Linked DNA regions of Homo sapiens: region 1 is linked to region 2. Evidence: chromatin loops called from intact Hi-C (ENCODE). Cell type or tissue: mammary epithelial cell. All regions are shown on one strand.

The links. A loop is a pair of places that touch in the nucleus more often than their neighbours do. Peaks named below come from ENCODE experiments on the same cell type or tissue, not always from the same donor. Only the 100,000 strongest peaks of a DNase experiment are listed, where the experiment ranks them.
Region 1: it touches region 2 in a loop (8-fold over the local background); 1 of 110 quality-filtered maps calls a loop at or near these places.

The regions. Positions count from the first base shown.
Region 1 is chr5:167,757,619-167,761,618 of GRCh38, reverse strand. All of the region lies in intron 4 of TENM2 (teneurin transmembrane protein 2), which reads right to left. Among named protein-coding and RNA genes, the nearest start is that of TENM2-AS4, 99 kb to the right of the region's middle. In mammary epithelial cell, no CTCF peak of the experiment used is centred here; a DNase peak (open chromatin) is centred at 1,988; H3K27ac peaks cover 3,255 bases.
Region 2 is chr5:167,642,407-167,646,406 of GRCh38, reverse strand. All of the region lies in intron 4 of TENM2 (teneurin transmembrane protein 2), which reads right to left. Among named protein-coding and RNA genes, the nearest start is that of TENM2-AS4, 16 kb to the left of the region's middle. In mammary epithelial cell, no CTCF peak of the experiment used is centred here; DNase peaks (open chromatin) are centred at 1,536 and 3,066; H3K27ac peaks cover 2,878 bases.

The DNA of each region.
Region 1 (4,000 bases), 120 kb before region 2:
TAATAATTCAAAACTAAAACAATGACCAGTTAGAAAGCAAAACTTCCCTTTTGATATTTTCCCTTTTAATATTTGGTATTTTGATAGAACATGATTTTAGGATGATTTTTTTTTTCTAATAGCAGTCCATATTTCTCCATGTGGAGAAATATAATATTGGGTCTTTTTTAGAGGTTGAAGAATTTCTTGGAGTGGCCTCTTTGGGACACTTGTTTCCTCGTTTATTCTGCCTACCATGTATCAGACGGCATTCTGGGTTGATGGGGTAGATCAGTGAATAACACAAACACGTTTCCTGCCCTGGTTGAGCTTATATGTTAATGGGTAGAGGCAAACAGACAATCACATAATCAATAATTACATAGCATGTTAGAAACTCAAAACAAAAAACAAAAGTAAAAGTAAGAAAATAAGCAGGGGAGAGGAAACTGACAGTGAAGATGGTGGATGAGACAGAGGATGATCTTTATTTTTAAACAGCTTGCTCAGAGTAGGATTCATTTTTACAAAAGACAGAAGAGGAAAAGCAGAAAGTTTAGATAGGAGAAGGCATTCACTCACTATCTTAGTCACCCGTAGACCTGGACATTTCCGCCACAGAGACATTTAGTGGGTCACTTGTTGGGCAAGGACATGGACATTGCAGCAGGACATGAACAGAACAGTAAGGCCAGGTGCGGTGGCTCACCCCTGTAATCCCAGCACTTTGGGAGGCCAAGGTGGGCGGATCACCTGAGGTCAGGAGTTCGAGACCAGCCTGACTAACATGGTGACCCGTCTCTACTAAAAATACAAAAATTAGCCAGGCATCGTGGCACGCGCCTGTAATCCCTGCTCCTCAGGAGGCTGAGGCAGGAGAATCACTTGAACTTGGGAGGCAGAGGTTGCAGTGAGCCGAGATCATGCCATTGCACTCTAGCCTGGGTGGCAGAGTGAGACTCTGTCTCAAAACAACAACAGCAACAACAACAATAACAAGGCAGCTGCTTGTGGAACCTGTTGTTGACACTTACCTATTTACAAGTCCACCTAAATCAAACTGGCTGTCCACTCTAGGGACAATTACCAATGATCAGAATCAGGCCAACAATAAAAATTCTAATAAAGGCAAAAGAGAAAACAAGGAGAAAGGGAACAAGTGGGAGAAGCCTCGATTGCCTGCAATTGGATGTTAGGGCCTAAGTCTAACTCACAGAGGCCACAGAGCACCATGCACTTCCTCCTATGTCCAATGCCTTCCAACAGTGTATTAAATTCTTTCCTTGCCTGACCTAAAGTAATAACAGAAAGTGTCACCATCCTGAACAACAAAAGATGGGATGACTTAATTTCTCTTTCTTTCAAAGGCATGTGACAGTGCCCTATTTAATGATAGAAGAGAAGAAACTGGTTCTAGGTAAGAGAAGCCACAATTTATTGCACCCTTAGGAAGACCAGGAGCAAAGCCATTGAGGATAAAATGTACCATGCGGAGTTTTAACCAGTGAAGAGCTGGGCATAGCATTCCACTTAAATAAGTCAGTTCAGAAATTTAGCTCCTCTCTCCAAATACCTACAGTGACTACCCAGAGATGTAGAGCTTAAGTACAGCCACCGCTCTAGTAAGCTCAAGTAAGACCATGCTCAAGTATAATCAATTTCACATTTCTGAATATTTATCAAATATGCAAAAGAAAGAATCAATATCTGAAAAACAGAATCTATGTTTTTTTAAAAAATCACACCTTATTTCACACTTCGGAGCTAAAGAAATACTGTCTCCAGGTGGGGTTTGTCAGCACCTTTGTAAACTAGCTCTTGCATAATTATTGTTGTAGGAACATCCAGGCTCATGGCTGTATCTCTCAACAATAGATTGATGGGGCAACAGCTTCCATGGCCTCCTCCCAGGTCAACCAGCCAGAAACTGGACACCTACCCTGCTGGAAGGGGGCTGATTCACAGCCCTCCCAGGTGGATTAGAGCTTCCTGGCACATCCAGGCTTGTCCATCATGATGTTGTCTACATTCCTTTCCCATCTCTCCTCACGTCCCTCTGGTGACTCATATATACCCCCACTTACCTGCACCTCCCCACTTCCCCTGTAACTCTTCAGTGTTCCTGGGAACTGATGACTTTATCCTCATGAAATTTTATGACAGCGTGCAAGGCTTGAGAAAATCTGAAAATTTTTCCACTTACAAAATCAGAGTCCTGATAAATGTTTCCATGTACAGAATGTGAGTCCTAACAAACAGCCAACACTCATAAAAGCTAACATTTATGGAGCACTTACCATGTGCTGAGCACTTATGAACATTTAACACCCTCATATGTGCTAAGTTCTTTGAAGGAACTGATATGATTTAATCTCCACAATAGCCTTATTGTTATGAAAGAGGATACTGAGACACAGAGAAGTTAAGCAACTTGCTAGTTAAGTAATCTAGTGTCAGAACTGGGATTTGAACCCAAGTAATCTAGTATGTGTCAGAACTGGGATTTGAACCCTAAGCAACTTGCTAGTTAAGTAATCTAGTATGTGTCAGAACTGGGATTTGAACCCAAGATGTTGAGTCTATGTTTTTAACCACTGCATGCTACTGTTATCTACTATCAAAATTGTGTGTTTATGAAACAATTATTATTTATTCAAAGTATCAAGGTATCCATAGTAAAAGCAGTATGGTGGAAAAGCAAATAGAATAGGGTTAAGGAGACAGAGAACTAGCTGGGCTATAGTTTTAGCTTTAGCTGTTTCTGTATCAATCAAGGTCCTAGCATGAAAGCAGATGACACCCAAACCTGGCAATATGAGAGAGTTTAATAAGGGGACTATTTAAACAGTTGTGGTCAAGGTTTCTGGAAATCAGAAGTTATGTCAGTGTGCATGGCTCGAGAAAATCAGCGAATTTTTTCACTTACAGAACCAGAGTCCTAATAAATGTTTCCATGTACAGAATGTGAGTCCTAACAACCAGCAAGTGCTTATAAAAGCTAACATGCAATGATCTAGAGCTAAAAAAAAGTGGAAGTGATTAGAAGAATCCAGAAAGAGAAGACTGTATGGAGAGGGCTACCTGGGAATGTCTGTCTCAGATACAGAAAAACAGCCTGCTATAGCACAATGACAAGGAGGAAGCTGGTAGGAAGTGCTCCTGCCTCTCTCTCTTCCAAGCTGGTAGGAAGTGCCCCTGCCTCTCTCTCTTCCACCTTCTATCTTCTGATCTTCGATCTCTTCCCATTGAGCCAATCAGCTAGAGGATAGAGCACCCACAGATCCAGTCTATAGGGTCAGCTTCCAAGGCAGAGAGCAAGATATTGATGGAATGAAAGAATGTGAAGGACAAACAGAAAATATGCAGCACAGTCACCATCATGGTAAACTGGGACAAATCTCAGCCTCCCTGGGAACTGATTTCTTGGTCATCATAATGACACTATAGGGACCACATGCAATTTAGACTGCCTTCCAACTCTGACACTGTGAGGTTTTATGAACCCACCCTCCATCAATTTCCTAAGAGATTTTCAGGATTACTTTAAAAAGGAAAGTATAAAAGACAACCCCACAGTGCAAACTCTGGTAGATTCTACATCACTTTGCACTTATGTATTGACAGATGCATGAAGGCAAACTGTGGCTGAGGTGGAAGGGCATTTGTCCATGCCACAGGGTAACCAAGGCATACTTGAATGCTCTAAGAAAAAGACTTCAGAATATTAAAATTGTTCCAACAAAGAATTCTTCTAATGTGAAACCCCTTGTTCTCTTTCTGAAGCAAAAGAAAGGGTATATGAGATTAGAGAAATGCAAATCAAAACCACAATGAGATACCATCTCATGCCACTTAGAATGGTGATCATTAAAATGTCAGGAAACACCAGATGCTGGAAAGGATGTGGAGAAACAGGAACGCTTTTACACTGTTGGTGGGAGTGTAAATTAGTTCAACCATTGTGGAAGACAGTGTGGTGATTTCTCAAGGATCTAGAACCAGAAATACTATTTGACCCAGC
Region 2 (4,000 bases):
TCATAAGTAAGCCAGTGCTTCAATAATGACCCATTTCACTGATACCATCAGAAAATAATACCCAAGGATAATAACACAAACCTTTTGCAGAAAAGAATAGTTACACAGTGAAACCCATTACCTGGAGTGACACAGGAAAGGATTTTTGTTGTTTTTCATATATATAAGAAAACAACATATATATATATATATATATATATATATATGAAAACAACATATATATATATATGAAAACAACATATATATATATGAAAACAACATATATATATAAAAACATATATATGCACATATATATGTGTGTGTGTATATATATATGTTGTGTTGGAGCAAGAGACACAAATTCAGGTGTGTACTGGAGCTAGGTGGGTAATATAAAGTGAACTAAGCTGGCTGTGACAGCAATCTGGGGACCTGGAGAGAATTCCATATTTATTCTCATTTTATTATAAGAAAAATAATAGCACAAGTGTAGTTTAAAAAGTAATAGACACTCAAGCCCAGCATTAGGCATATAATTAGGATTGGAAGAACTATGTTGTAATATATGCATTACATATACATATATAGGTGTGTGTATATATTTGCCTTTTGTTTTTCCTTTTACATATAGCTCCTTCAGAAATAACCTTTGTGAAAAGATAAAGATATCAAGGTTTGACTTTTTGACCTTTCCTTCTCCAAACTAACATTGATAGCATACTGTGAAACTCTTATTTACTGGATAACATCCACTGAAAGTCTTACGAAAAAGCATCCTTTAAAAGTGCTGTTGTCTATTTCCCTTTAATCCTTCATGTTTACTGAAAAAAAAAAAAAAGGAAAAACTAGAAAGAACAAATTCTCTGCTTTCTAAATTATATGTCCCTGACAAAGGGAAAGGAACACACAAGTGTTTCCTGTAAAGAACACGAAAGAAGCCTCCGAGATTGAGGGGGATTTTCTGGTGGATTTCCAAACTGGATTTTATTTTTGCTTGCTATGAGTCCCTGTGGCAACTCCACACCTTTCCTCCTCCACCCTTCCTTTGCGTTTGAACATTGCTTTTTCCTCACTTCTAGCACCTGTTTCCATCCCAACAAGCAATTTGCACTGATTCCTCCTTCACCCGGTCATGAGTCATTATAAGAGATTGGGAAAATGAAAATTTGATTGTGCTCGAGAAAAGACACCTGATGTTAGAATGTACTTCTCATCCTTTAGATTAATAGACTAAGTCCTAAGAGGTCACTTGACTTGTTAGTGTACAGTCATGCACCACATAATAATGCTTCAGTCAACTTCAGACCCCATGTATGACAGTAATCCCATGAAATTATAATACTATATTTTTACTGTACCTTTTCTGTGTTCAGATACAGAAATACTTCCCATTGTGTTTCAATTGCCTCCAGTATTCAGTACAATAACATAATAACATGCTGTACAGGTGTGCAGCCTAGGCTATCCCATACAGCCTAGGTGTGTAGTAGGCTATACCAGCTGGATACATGTAAGTACACTCGCATATTCCCACAATGATGAAATCACCAAATGACACATTTCTCAGAACATATTCTTGATGTTGAAAGATGCATGACTGTACGTCACTGAGTACCAGCAGGAGTGAAAGGGACAGGTCTTGTGCCTGTCATTTTGAAAGACAGTTTAGTATGATTGTTAAGAACCTGGGCTGTAAGATTACACAGAGCTAGACTTAAGTCCTGGCTCTGACACTCAGTTTTGTGATTTTGGACAAGTTACTTGACCTCTTTGAGCCTCAGTTTGTTCATCTGCCATATGGGAACAATGGTAGAAGCTATGTCATGAGGCGTTTATCTTATTCCAGCCTCGTAATGTCTGTAGCAGAGTGCCTGATACAAAATAGTAGCTACCATTTACTGAGTGCATGTCACCACCTTTACTATTATTGTTTTGTCATTACAAATCCACCTACTGACTCTTTTTCAACACTCTGGAATTGCTTGAGTCTTGAAATCCACACCATCCTTGGAAGGACTTCTCTCATCCCAGGGAAAGAAAGAAACATTTGCTACACTTAGAAGAGAAATTGGGAAAAGAGAAAAAGCCACATGTTATGTGAGAATAACAAGGGACTCAGGTTGCAAAGCACATTTATGCTGCTTCAGGAATTTCATGTGAAACACCTATTACCAAGTTTGTTTAATTTGCTTAGTTAATAAACTTTATAGGACCCATTTTTATTCAACATGTGTACTGGAAGCTTTTTTAATGTAATTTCTGAGTCCACAGTGGCATGCTTTCCCTGAACATTTATGACATTCCACAACTCAACTTCCAAAGAAGCCCATTATGAAAATAAATGGATCCAGGTGGATAATTTGAGAGGGTAACTATATTGCATGCAGCAAAGACAATATGTAAATATTGCAGCAATCCTTCTGATACAATATTAGAATATGAAAAAAATGAAATCAGCAAAACTATGCGATACTGAATTAATTTACTTCCAAATATTAAAAGTAATGAAGCTCCTACTTATTTTCAGATTCCTATGACTCATCTCAATACTATGATAATTTTTAACTCAATTGCATTACTTAACACGTATTTGCATCATAGCACCCTCCAAATGAATGCCTAGAACTTTGTTTTTTAACCACAGTTGGCCAGAAATTGCTTTTATATTTCCACCATTTAGGGTTCGAATAATCTATTGTGAAATTATTATTTCTAAGTGATGTAGGGAAGCCAACATTGACTTGTTTTCTTCACAAGATGAACAAATGAATGAGAAAGAAAGTGTAATCAGGCAAGTGTTCCTGTGTGATCCAGAGAACAAAACTTGACTCTGAATCTGGATCTTAGTCTTCACTGGAAATGTGTTACCCTTCAGTTTTTATAGAGGTATAAATAAATATTCATTTATTTATAGCCTTTTTTATTTTTAACAGAAGCAGTTGGAATATTATTCAGCAGTGGAAAAAAAATGAACCACTGACGCAGGCTACATCATGTTTAAACCACAAAAAAGATTACACCAAGTGAAATAATCTAGACACAAGCGACCGCATACTGCATGATTCCACTGGTAGGAAATATCCAGAAACGGCAAATTCCAGAAACGGCAAATTTATAGAGACAGGAAACAGATTAGTCATTGCCTAGGGCGGGGTGTGGGAATGAAGATTAACTATAAATGGTCATGAAGGATCTTACTGGGGGGACAAAAATGTTCTAAAACTGATTTGTGGTTATGGCATTTCAGTAAAGTTACCAAAAATCATTGAATTCTACCCTCAGATGGACAATTTTATGACATACAAAATATACCTCTATAAAACTGTTAGAAAACCCAGGAGCTGTAATTAATACATAGATGATTTAACAATAATTCCAGGGCAGGCTGTTTGAGAGAAGCTTTCTGCTGTGGTGTCATTACAAAGTCACATCCCCTTTGCAGTGAGCGGTGGGAACATCCGCTGAGCACTGTGGCATTGCTGTGTCCTGTGATTTACATGTAGGGGCAATTTCCAACACCCTCGTCCAAAGAAGACATGATCCCTGCACTGTTCCCCTTTCTCACATACTATATCCACACAAACATGCTAAGGGGGGCTTGGTGTCTATGCAGAAACTTAGCATGCACATGCAAATGATATCAAGATTAGTCCTTAATTTCTTCTCTGAGTTCACTGAGTTAAGCCAAGCATTGCATTTCCTCCACTGAAGAATTCTGTATGTCCAATCCTTTTACAATTCTACTACACTTTTTCTTTCTCTCTTAAGTCTTTTAAGCTCTGCTATGATGCTTGTATTATACTTCACAAGAATGATAAGAAACAATGGCTTCACATCGTATAGGTAATAAAGGCTCACAATAGATTCAGTTTAGTGCGCATGAGTGTGTGTGTGTATAAAAAAACAAATGTATATGTTTGTGTGTAGGAAGATGAGGAGGAGGAGTGAAAAGGAGTCTACTTGTGTGTCACATATATCTTTGGGATAGCTACTTAAGACTTTCTGTCAACTGTGTTCTGTT